Linked DNA regions of Homo sapiens: regions 1, 2 and 4 are each linked to region 3. Evidence: chromatin contacts called from ENCODE Hi-C or POLR2A ChIA-PET data. All regions are on one chromosome and are shown on one strand. Each heading gives the region's core, a stretch centred on a gene start or an enhancer-like site at or near the end of the contact. The rest is flanking DNA. Distances are from core to core; before and after follow the strand shown.

What was found. Hi-C counts contacts between places; a loop is a spot of excess contacts on that map. ChIA-PET counts read pairs that join two places held with the same protein, here RNA polymerase II (POLR2A). Pooled maps may share reads with other maps.
Region 1: a loop to region 3 is called in a pooled map, with 4 times the contacts of the local background. The contact joins the enhancer-like site here to the promoter of CATSPERG in region 3. A Hi-C loop is called at or near these places in 2 of 50 pooled maps. POLR2A ChIA-PET finds 5 or more read pairs at or near these places in 3 of 52 experiments (GM12878, K562 and activated CD4-positive, alpha-beta T cell).
Region 2: a loop to region 3 is called in a map of gastrocnemius medialis, with 12 times the contacts of the local background. The contact joins the enhancer-like site here to the promoter of CATSPERG in region 3. A Hi-C loop is called at or near these places in 2 of 168 maps with a recorded cell type or tissue (cardiac septum and gastrocnemius medialis) and 5 of 50 pooled maps. POLR2A ChIA-PET finds 5 or more read pairs at or near these places in 2 of 52 experiments (GM10248 and activated naive CD4-positive, alpha-beta T cell).
Region 4: a pooled map shows a loop between it and region 3 (14-fold over the local background). The contact joins the enhancer-like site here to the promoter of CATSPERG in region 3. A Hi-C loop is called at or near these places in 4 of 37 single-sample maps with no recorded cell type and 9 of 50 pooled maps.

The regions. Positions count from the first base shown.
Region 1 is chr19:38,582,312-38,585,011 of GRCh38, forward strand. RYR1 (ryanodine receptor 1) reads left to right here. Exons shown (of 106, transcript NM_000540.3): 102 at 2,632-2,700. Among named protein-coding and RNA genes, the nearest start is that of MAP4K1-AS1, 13 kb to the right of the region's middle. RefSeq lists an enhancer at 1,598-1,847. Within about 2 kb of position 1,345, at least 3 of the 41 ENCODE cell types and tissues checked have a DNase peak (open chromatin) inside an H3K27ac peak, as active enhancers do; they include GM12878, where a contact is called at or near this core.
Region 2 is chr19:38,171,965-38,174,664 of GRCh38, forward strand. The region is part of intron 15 of SIPA1L3 (signal induced proliferation associated 1 like 3); the gene reads left to right. Among named protein-coding and RNA genes, the nearest start is that of SNORD152, 10 kb to the left of the region's middle. Within about 2 kb of position 1,392, at least 9 of the 41 ENCODE cell types and tissues checked have a DNase peak (open chromatin) inside an H3K27ac peak, as active enhancers do; they include gastrocnemius medialis, where a contact is called at or near this core.
Region 3 is chr19:38,334,418-38,337,117 of GRCh38, forward strand. It overlaps CATSPERG (catsper channel auxiliary subunit gamma), which reads left to right and starts at 1,413. Exons shown (of 29, transcript NM_021185.5): 1 at 1,413-1,458. RefSeq lists enhancers at 1,152-1,446, 1,251-1,460 and silencers at 1,581-1,660, 2,031-2,200.
Region 4 is chr19:38,505,730-38,508,429 of GRCh38, forward strand. It overlaps RYR1 (ryanodine receptor 1), which reads left to right. Exons shown (of 106, transcript NM_000540.3): 54 at 77-217; 55 at 574-648; 56 at 742-817; 57 at 1,100-1,223; 58 at 1,983-2,098. Among named protein-coding and RNA genes, the nearest start is that of RYR1, 73 kb to the left of the region's middle. RefSeq lists an enhancer at 1-660 and a silencer at 1,572-1,701. Within about 2 kb of position 1,347, at least 2 of the 41 ENCODE cell types and tissues checked have a DNase peak (open chromatin) inside an H3K27ac peak, as active enhancers do.

The sequences.
Region 1 (2,700 bases), core at 95-2,594, 250 kb after region 3:
ACTTGAACCCGGGAGGTGGAGGTTGCCATGAGCCGAGATTGCGCCACTGCACTCCAGCCTAGGCAACGAGAGTGAAACTCCGTCTCAAAAAAAAGGAAAAAAAAAAAGACTTAGACTAGTGCCTGGCACATCCTCAGGATTATATAGATGTTAGCTTCTATCATCATTATCCACAATTAAAAGTTTCACCCAGGCCGGGCGCAGTGACTCACGCCTGTAATCCCAACACTGTGGGAGGCTGAGGCAAGAGGATTGCTTGAGCTTAGGAGTTTGAGGTTGCAGTGTGCTATGACTGCGCCACTGCACTCCAGCCTGGGTAACACATTGAGACTCTGTGTCAAGTTTAAAAAAAAGTTTCACCCAAGGTATACCCAGCGTTCAATGCACATTTATATTTTCTCTTCTATTCTAATAATGGTGATCATAACCCAAATTGATGCGAACTTACTAGAGACACAGGCCACAATCCACAATTAAAAGAATCATTTCTGGGGTTTATCTCCAAAGATGTCCTGCAGTCTGGCTCCGTGGGTTCCTCCCTGCTCTCAGGACAAAGTCCAGCTCCTCAACCTGACATCTGAGGCTCTTCCAGACACGGCCTCGCTGCCCACAGCCTCGTTCTCATTATAGTCACTTATCTTAGTTTTTACTCTAGGATGACTGTGTTCTCTCACATCCTGGGGACACGGAAAGAACAAGTGTATGCCGGGCGCTGTGGCTCACGCTTTTAATCCCAGCATTTTGGGAGGCCAAGGCAGGTGGATCATCTGAGGTCAAGAGTTTGAGACCAGTCTGGCCAACGTGGTGAAACCCTGTCTCCACTAAAAATACAAAAATTAGTGGGATGTGGTGGTGGGCGCCTATAATCCCAGCTACCTGGGAGGCTGAGGCAGGAGAATCTCTTGAACCCCGGAGGCGGAGGTTGCAGTGAGCCGAGATCACGCCATTGCACTCCAGCCTGGGCAACAAGAGCAAAACTCCATCTCAAAAAAAAAAAAAAAAGAAAAAAGTACAAAAATTAGCTGGGTGGGGTGACACGCACCTGTATTCCCGACTACTCAGGAGGCTGAGGCAGGAGAATCTCTTGAACTCGGTGGTGGAGGTCGCAGTGAGCCAATATTGCACCACAGCACTCCAGCCTGGGCAACAGAGCAAGACTCTGTCTCAAAAAAAAAAAAAAACATATGTAAAGTTGTTCCCAAATGCCAGGTAGACCATGCTCCCTCCCCACCCCCACTCAGACCCTTCTTGTGGCTCCCCAGCCCACTGTAGATAAAGTCGAATCACCCTGCCGTGGCTTACAAAGCCTGGGAAGGGCTGGCCCTGCCTGGGTCTAACCGCAAACCCTCTTGCTTTTTGCTTTCTAGCCGCCTGGTCCTCTTTCAGTTCCCCTAGGACTGTGTGTTTTCTCCCAATTCAAGCCCTTTGCACCTGATGTTCTCTCTGTCCCCTACCCCAGGCCTGACATACACACACACCCCATTCACTTGATACCTCACCTTTCCACTTAAATGCCACATCCTACAGGAAGCCCCTTGACCGCGGGCTGGGCCAGGGCCCACAGAGCCACATGCCCAGGCCCTGCCTCATCTCTCCCTGCTCTCCTGCACAGGAGCTCTATTTTCCAGCCTCACCCAACCATTTTCAGTTCCTCACAGCAGCAGGATGTACTCTTTCCTCACTGATGGCGAGGCAGCATGTGGCCTTCTCTGCTGGGAACACTCTCCCACCACCCCTCCACCTAAGGCCTCCTTTAGGTTTCAGCTCACACCTGCCTCCTCTTCCAGGAAGCCTCACCTGATCACCTAGGCTGGATCAGATGCCTCCAGCGGGCTGTTAAAGCTTCCAGTGCTTCCCCTAGCTCATCCCTGGTCACACTGTGCCTCCCCACCCCAGCCTCGACCCTCTGCCTGTGCCCCTCCCATCCTCGCCCTCACCCTTCTGCCTGTGCCCCCCTATCCTGGCCCTGATCCCTACACCTGTGCCCCCCCCCACCCATCCCGGCCCTCATCCCTCCGTCTGTGCCCCCCATCCATCCCGGCCCTGACCCCTCTGCCTGTGCCCCACTATCCTGGCCCTAACCTCTCAGCCTGTACCCTCCATCCTGGCCCTGACCCCTCTGCCTGTGCCCCCCACCCAACCTGGCCCTGACCCTTCTGCCTGTACCCCCCATTCCAGCCCTGACCCCTCTGCCTGTGCCCCCCCATGCTAGCCCTGACCCCTCTCCCTGTGCCCCCCTATCCTGGCCCTGACCCCTCTGCCTGTGCCCCCCTTATCCTGGCCCTGATTCCCCTGCCAGTGCCCCCCATCCCAGCCCTGACCCCTCTGCCTGTGCCCCCCTTATCCTGGCCCTGACCCCTCTGCCTGTGCCCCCCATCCTGGCCCTGACCCCTCTGCCTGCGCCCCACACCCAACCTGGCCCTCACCCCCCTGCCCGTGCTGTTCCTGTCACAGCCCTGACCATTTCTGGCTGTTGGTCCCTGTCTGATGCCGTATCTGTGAGCCCTTTGAGGGCAGGGCCCAGGGCTGTCTCAGTCGTTACCATGTCTTCAGCCCTGCCTATCCCGGGGCCTTGGCTGGTACTCAGTGAATGTCGAATGAATGAGTGACCAGTGTGCTCCCCTCCCTCAGTGTTACCTGTTTCACATGTACGTGGGTGTCCGGGCTGGCGGAGGCATTGGGGACGAGATCGAGGACCCC
Region 2 (2,700 bases), core at 142-2,641, 160 kb before region 3:
ACATTCAGGGCCCTACCAGCTCCATTATGGAGTTTGGATCTCATCTTAAGAGCAGCCAGGGTAATGCGGGTGGATTTGTGTTCCAAAATATGGTGCTGGCAGCGAGACAGGAGGCAAAGTCTCTGAGGGGGCTGAGGCTTGGATCTGCATGGGAGGACGTGGGCCTGAGCTGGAGGACAAAGCAACTGTGGATGTGGCAGCAGGCGGCATTGCCAGGAAGTAAGCTGGGAGGGAGATGCAGGCCCAGGGCAGAGCCAGCAAGCCATGTGAGAGTCCAGGGTGGCTGCCACGTGTCTGGAGGCTGCCGTGGCCTGGGAGCACCTGAGGTGCTTGTGAGAAGAGGAGGCAGAGTGGGGCAGCCAGCGGGGACTGATTCTTCCAGTCACTGACCTTTGCAGCCCCTACTCTGTGCCAGGTGTCGCAGCATCCTTCCCTTATGGAGCTGTCATTCTCCTGGAGACAGGACAAGACAGACAGACAGCCGAACCACCGTGGAGTGTGCCAGGAGGTGATAAGTGCTGGGGAGGAAAGGCAAAAACAGCGGGTCTCTGGGAAGGCTTCTCAGGAGGTGATGCGTTGTAGGAAGCCAGGGTGAGATCCAGGCAGTGGAAACAGTAGATGACTAGACCCTGAGGGTGAACTTACTCTCAATGCTCCAGAAATGGTCAGGTGGCCAGAGGGGCTGAAGCAGGTGGGATGGGGGGAGAGTGGCAGGAGGTCAGCATAGTGAGGTGGCAGGAGCCTGGTTCTAGCGGGCATATTGACCAAAGTCAGATGCTGGGATTTGGTTCCAAGGGACATGGGAGCCATGGGAGGCATTTGAGCACATCATCTGACTTAATGTTTTTAAAAAGATTACTGTGGGCTGGACGTAGTGGCTCACACCTGTAATCCCAGCACTTTGGGAGGCTAAGGCAGGTGGATCACTTGAGCCCAGGAGTTCAAGACCAGCCTGAGCAACATGGCAAAACCCCATGTCTACAAAAAATTAGCTGGGTGTGGTGGCACACGCATGTTGTCCCAGCTACTTGGGAGGCTGAGGTTGGAGGATTGCTTGACCCCGGGAAGTGGAGGCTGCAGTGAGCCGAGATCACATCACTGCACTCAGCCTGGGTGACAAAGTAAGACCTTATCTCAAAAAATGATAATAATAAAATGTAAAAATGAAAAAATAGAAAAGATCACTGTGGGCTACTCTGGAGAGGACGGACTATCTTGGGCAGGGGGAGGATGGTGGTCAGCATTCAAAGGCTGCCAGGAGAGGGATGGGTCCTGACACGCCCAAGCGGGGAGCCCCCTACCCTCCCTTCCCCGGGCTGCGGCCCTTGCCGTGGAAGCAGGTGCAGCCTGTAGCAGCTTGTGCCCATCGATGACCTCACAGATGCTCCCTCCAGACATTCGTCATGGGAGCCCAGCTGCCAGGCATGCTGCCAGGCGCCAGTGCCTGCCATGGGCACCGCAGTGGGCTGAGTGATCCTGGGCGGGCAGCCACCTGGCCCTCGCCCTCTCCTGAGGCAGCACGCACTCCAGAGCTTTCTGGGCTTCCAGAGCAATTTGTCAGAGCTGTTAGGAGCAGTCATAGGCTCTCGGCTCCACATGGAGCTGACGCAGCCGGGCGTTCCCAGGCAGGCAGGAAGCACGTGGCCTTGCTTCCCCAGGCTGCGCCAGGAGTCCCTGGGATGCCCTTCTGGGGACACAGCCCTGAAAGGTAATCTGAGGGCCTGAAGATCCACCGGGGCCCACCCTGCCTGTGAGTGTTGGGAGGCTGGGGTCACCTGAGACAGAGACCTCCTCGGAGAGTCACAGCTTGGGAAGAGGAAGCGAGGCCGTCTCCTGGAACTCAAGGGAGTGCGGAAGCCAGGCAGAGATCTGCAGGGCGGGGAGCAGTGCAAAGGTCCCAAGGTAGCAGTGTTTCTGATGTGTTTGAGGAACAGCTTCCGCATGGCTGGAGCAGAGTGAAGGAGAGGGAGTGTGGAGGAGCTGGGGGCAGAGAAGAGAGGGGGGCAGATGGGGGGCCCTGTCGGGAGGGCTCTGGGTCTTACCCAGAGTGAGGTGGAACCCTGAGAGAGTCCTGATCTGATTCACATGTTCCCAGGATCTCTCTGGCTGTGTGCTGAGGCTGGGGAAGGATGCAGGAGGAAGAGGGAGCCAGGAGGAGGCCGCTCTGACAATACAGGTGGCAGTGGTTGGTGGAGGTAGCGAGCAGTGGCTTGATTGGTATCTCTGTTGAATCTCTTGCCTAGACCCTCTCTGTGTCTGCTTCCTGAAGACCCGTCGCTTCTGCCCCACAGGCCACAGGGGCAATGTGGCTGCTTACGGCTCCTACACTGGAGCACAATTCCAGCCGCATGCAGGGATGAATTGGTTCTCCAGCCCATGACACACGTCAGGGAGAGAAAGCAAGATTGGTCCAGGGTGAAGGCCAAGTGGCTGGGGGCCCTCGGGGTATGTGGGTGAGCAGTGTGACTTCAGGGCTCTTCCTCTGACTGCCTATGTCTACATCACAGCTCCACCTCTTACCCCAACTGCGTGATCTCTCTCAGGCCCCTTAGGTGCTCTGAGGCTCAATGTCCTCATCTGTAAAATGGGGGTAATAGGATCTGTCAACCAGACACGGTGGCTCGCCTCTCATCCCAGCACTTTGGGAGGCCGAGGCGGGCGGATCACCTGAGGTCAGGAGTTTGAGACCAGCCTGGCCAA
Region 3 (2,700 bases), core at 163-2,662:
CCTCAACCTCCCAGGTAGCTGGGGTCACAGGGATGGACCACCACACTGGGCTAATTTAAAAAAATTGTTAGCAACAGGGTCTTACCATATTGCCCAGGCTGGCCTCAAGCGATCCTCCTACCTCAGCCTCCCAAAGTACTGGGATTACAGGTGTGCAGCACCACATCTGGCTTAATTTTTTTTTTTTTTTTTGAGACAGGGTCTCATTCTGTCGCCCAGGCTGGAGTGCAGTGGAGGGATCTCGGCTCACTGCAACCTCCGCCTCCTGGGTTCAAGCAACTCCTGCCTCAGCCTCCCGAGTAGCTGGGATTACAGGTGCCCGCCGCCATGCCCGGCTAATTGTTGTATTTTTTGGTAGAGACAAGGTTTTATCATGTTGGCCAGGCTGGTATCCAACTTCAGACCTCAAGTGATCCGCCTGCCTCAGCTTTCCAAAGTGCTGGGATTATAGGCATGAGCCACTATGCCCAGCCAGAGACTCCATCTTTAAAACAAAAACAAAAACTCAGGGTGTGGTACCCACCAACCTGGCTTACCCAGCCTTTTAGGTGAGTCTAATGCATGCTCAAATTTGAAAACCACTGGGTTAAACGTCTGGTCTGGAGTTCATCAAAAAGTCATGGCCTGAATCCTTACCTGTAAGGCATCAGAATGCAAATGAAAATTAACTTAATGAATATTTTACTTGAGCCGGGCACACTTCCCACAACAGTATAGGATGGCTGTCCTTGTCCTGTTTTGTAGAGGACGGTGCTAAGCAGCCTATTCATTCTCACAAGGTCTCCAGGAAACCACACTTTTTTAAGGAGTAGAATTTTGGGGTAGGGCCGGGCGCAGTGGCTCACGCCTGTAATCCCAGCACTTTGGGAGGCCGAGGCGGGTGGTTCGCCTGAGGTCAGGAGTCGAGACCAGCCTGGCCAACATGATGAAACCCCGTTTCTACTAAAAATACAAAAAATAAATTAGCCAGGCGTGGTGGCGGGAGCCTATAATCCCAGCTACTCGGGAGGCTGAGGCAGGAGAATCGCTTGAATCCGGGGCAGGGGCGCGGAGGTTTCAGTGAGCCGAAATCGCGCCACTTCACACTCCAGCCTGGGAGAAAGAGCGAAACTCCGTCTCAAAAAAATATATATATATATATATTTGGGTAGGAAGCACAAGTAGGGACCGTGCTTGCTGCCAGAACAACCAATAGAAACTCCTTGAAGGCCTTCCTGGCACAAACGTAGTCTCCAGCACCCTCTGCCGACCAGGCCCCGCGCCCTCAGTGCTGAGACAGCCTCCAGCCCTCGGTGCCTTAGGGGTTGCGCGTCACCTTGGAGACCGCGTGAGAGGAGGGCGTGCCTCTGCAAAGGCGGAAGTCGGCTGTGGAAGTGTGGGCGGCCATTTTGAGACCGGGCAAGAGGGGCGGGACTGGTGCGGCCGAGTGACAGTTGACCGGTTTTAACCAAGTGACTGGTACCACGGGGCCGGGGAAAAAGCTGTGCCATCCAGGGGCGGGGGGATGCCGGGGACGGGGAGGAACTAGGAAGGGGAGGGGAAGGGGAAGGCGAGAAGGGGAGAGGCAGGGGAAAGAGGGGAAGAGTCGTGGGAGCTGGGAGAGGAGGGAAAGAGGGGAAGAGTCGTGGGAGCTGGCAGAGGAGGGAAAGGGGGAGCCGAACGTGAAGGGCGAAGGGCGGGGCGGGGCAGGAGAGTCGGGGTATAGAGCAGGCAGGTGTTAATGGCATGGGAAGGAAGAGTAAGAAGTGGGGCAAGAAGGTGTCGCGGTACGAGGGGAAGGTGAGACTCAAGAAGGTGCCGGCTAAGAAGCTGGTGCCGGCGTGGAAGGAGAAGGTGTGGGGCGAGGAAACAACGAAGGGCGAGGAAAGATCCCGAGGCGAAGAGACAGTTTTCATCGAGAAGGGGCAGGGCGAGGAGGAGGGGCGTTACCAGAGGGCGGGACGGGGCGACGGGCCCGCGCGGGAAGAACCAATCGCCGAGAACCCGGGGAAGGAACGGGTCCATAAAGACCAAGTGGAGGAGTAGGGGCGCGGTCAGGAGCGGAAGCAGAGTGAGGAGCAAGCCCCGGGCGAGAAACGGGGGCCCGGCCGGGAGCAAGAGCAGGGGCGGGGCCGGGAGCAAGAGCAGGGGCGGGGCCCGGAGACGGGCGAGACCAGGTACAGTACCCAGCCCCTGGGCAGACCCCGAGCGAGGAGAAAGCGGCGATACCAAGAGAAGTGCGAGGGTGGGGCAAGAGGTTGGGGCACAGCCGGGTGGAAGTACACGGGTGCGATCGCAGGCAGAAGCAGTACGGGGGAACTTAAGAGGGGGACTGTCAAAGCGAGAAATAGAAACCAAGACCAGGTGAAGAGCAAGAGTGGAATACAGGGAGGGGGCGGAATAAGGAGCAAGGTGAGGATAAAGTTAAAGGAAGAGACGTGGAGGCGGCGGGGCGGAACGAGGCGGAGGAGCAGGGGTGTGGCCAGAAACATTAGTAGGGCTGGGGCCCGGAGCAATAGCAGAGGTGCGATACCCACGAGGGTCGGGGGCAGGGCCAGGAGCAAGAGCAGGGGCGGGACCAGGAGCAAGTGCAGAGGCGGAGCCAGGAACAAGAGCAGAGGCGGGGCTAAAAGTCCGTGCGGGGGCAGGGCCAGGAGCAAGAGCAGGGGCGGGACCAAGAGCAAGTGCAGGGGCGGGGCCAGGAGCAAGAGCCGGGGCGTG
Region 4 (2,700 bases), core at 97-2,596, 170 kb after region 3:
TTTTCTCCTTTGGGGTCCTTCCTCCACCCCTCTCTCATCCCATTCCACCAACTCCCCACCCTCCTGTCCACCCCAGGACAAAGAGATTTACCGCTGGCCCATCAAGGAGTCCCTGAAGGCCATGATTGCCTGGGAATGGACGATAGAGAAGGCCAGGGAGGGTGAGGAGGAGAAGACGGAAAAGAAAAAAACGCGGAAGATATCACAAAGTGCCCAGGTGAAGGCGGGGCCTGGGTGGAGGGCAGGGGCACGATGGGGGGAGGGTCTAGAACAAGGGGCATGGCCAGACAGGGAAGGGATGGAGAGGAGAGGGGCCCAGGGAGGTAGGTGGGGCAAGAGGGGTGCAGAAACCTGAGATCTGGGAAAGGAGAGGGCAGGGGTCTGAAGAACTGCAAAGGGCAGAGGAGAGAAGGATGGGGTGGTTTAGAGACAGGGCCTTAAGGAAAGGACAAGGGGTCTTGAGCCAGGGGAGGGTGGAGGGGGTAGAATGGACTAGTGGGGCCTGGGGAGGGGCTGGCCTGGGCTTCCTGCTAGCCCATCAGCCCACCTCCCATCTTCCCCTTGTCCTCTCAGACCTATGATCCTCGAGAAGGCTACAACCCTCAGCCCCCCGACCTTAGTGCTGTTACCCTGTCCCGGGAGCTGCAGGTGAGAGCCCTGATCCTTTTGGGGGGACATAGGGTGTCTTTGGGGGGGCTGGCATCCTCTGAATCTAGCCCTTGACTCTGCATCCACTCCCAGGCCATGGCAGAACAACTGGCAGAAAATTACCACAACACGTGGGGACGGAAGAAGAAGCAGGAGCTGGAAGCCAAAGGTGAGGGCGCCCATGCCGCCCCCACGCTACCCCCGTGGATTCACCGTGTGGTTTTGCTGATTGCCTTCATGCCCCTGAAACTCGGTTTCTCCATCTGTAGATGGGAATAATAACAGCGTTTACCACCATGGGGTAATGAGATGAGCACCAGCAAGCAATGTTTCCGTTATTCGTATCTTCTTTATCACCATAATTACGCATGCCGGGCACTGCAGGAACCACTTCAGTGAGAGTGGCCCGGGTCTTCCCCAGAGCCCTGATTTCTGGTCTTTGCCTCCCCAGGCGGTGGGACCCACCCCCTGCTGGTCCCCTACGACACGCTCACGGCCAAGGAGAAGGCACGAGATCGAGAGAAGGCCCAGGAGCTACTGAAATTCCTGCAGATGAATGGCTACGCGGTTACAAGGCACGCGGGTTGGGGCTCCCGCGGAAGAGCAGCAGGCAGAACACACCCGGCAAAGGCTGGAAGGGGCGGGGCCAGAGAGGGGTGGAGCCGAGAGGAACGGGGCCTGAGGAGCAAAGATGGAACCAGAGGGGAGGAGCTAAGGGAGTGGGGCCTGGACACAGAGGCGGGGCCAGATGGGGAGGAGTTCGAAATGGGCGGGGCTTAAGCACAGGCGGGACCAGAGAGGAGAGGAGGAAGAGAAGGGCGGGGCCCAGGGAGCAGAGGCGGGGCCAGAGAGTGGAGGAGACTGAGAGGGGCGGGGACCGGTGATTGGAGGCGGGACCAAAGAGGAGAGAAGGCTGAAAAGGGTGGGGCCCGGGGAACAGAGGTAGGGCCAAAGAGGAAGAGGCTGAGAGGGGCGGGGGCTGGGGAGCACAGGCGGGGCCAGAGAGGGGTGGGGAGGTACAGAGGGGCGGGGACTGGTGAGTGGAGGCGGGACCAAAGAGGAGAGAAGGGCTGAGAAGGGCAGGGCCCGGGGAACAGAGGTGGGGCCAAAGGGGAGGAGGCTGAGAGGGGCCGGCCCTGGGGAACAGAGGTGGGGCCAGAGAGGGGAGAAGGCTAAGTGGGGTGGGGCATGGGGGACTCAGAGTGGAGCCCCAACCTGGGGTGAAGCCAAAGCTGATAGAGACGGGGCCAGCAGGAGCAGAGGCGGACCTGAGAAGGGTGGGAAACTGTAGGGCCGGCGTCTGGGCTGATCCTTCTCTCCACATCTCCATGCAGAGGCCTTAAGGACATGGAACTGGACTCGTCTTCCATTGAAAAGCGGTTTGCCTTTGGCTTCCTGCAGCAGCTGCTGCGCTGGATGGACATTTCTCAGGAGTTCATTGCCCACCTGGGTACGGAGAAATACCCCCCGCTTATGCCCGCCCCACCTGCAGACACCAGTTCTGCAGACCAGACTCACCTAGGACACCTGTTCATGCACTCAATCCGTCCTCCCCTTATCTGATGTTTATTGAGCTTCTACTATGTGCCAGACACTGTTCTAGATGCTGGGGTACAGCAGTGAAGATGACAAATGACCCCTGCTCTCCTGCAACTACTCCTATGTTGGATTCAGGCAATTAGCATCATAAATAACTAAATCGTTTAGTGTTAGAAGGTGATCAGTGTTATGGGAAGAAGAAAACAATAGAGCCAGGTAGAGGGGATTGGGAGTGTGGAGCCAGTTGTAATTTTATTTTATTTCATTTTATTTTATTTTTATTTTTTATTTTATTTATTTATTTATTTTTGAGACAGAGTTTCGATCTTGCTGCCCAGGCTGGAGTGCAGTGGCACGGTCTCGGCTCACTGCAACCTCTGCTTTCTGGTTTCAAGCGATTCTCCTGCCTCAGCCTCCTGAGTAGCTGGGACCACAGGCACGGGCGCCGCCACACCCAGCTAATTTTTTGTATTTTTTAGTAGAGACGGGGTTTCACCATGTTGGCCAGGATGG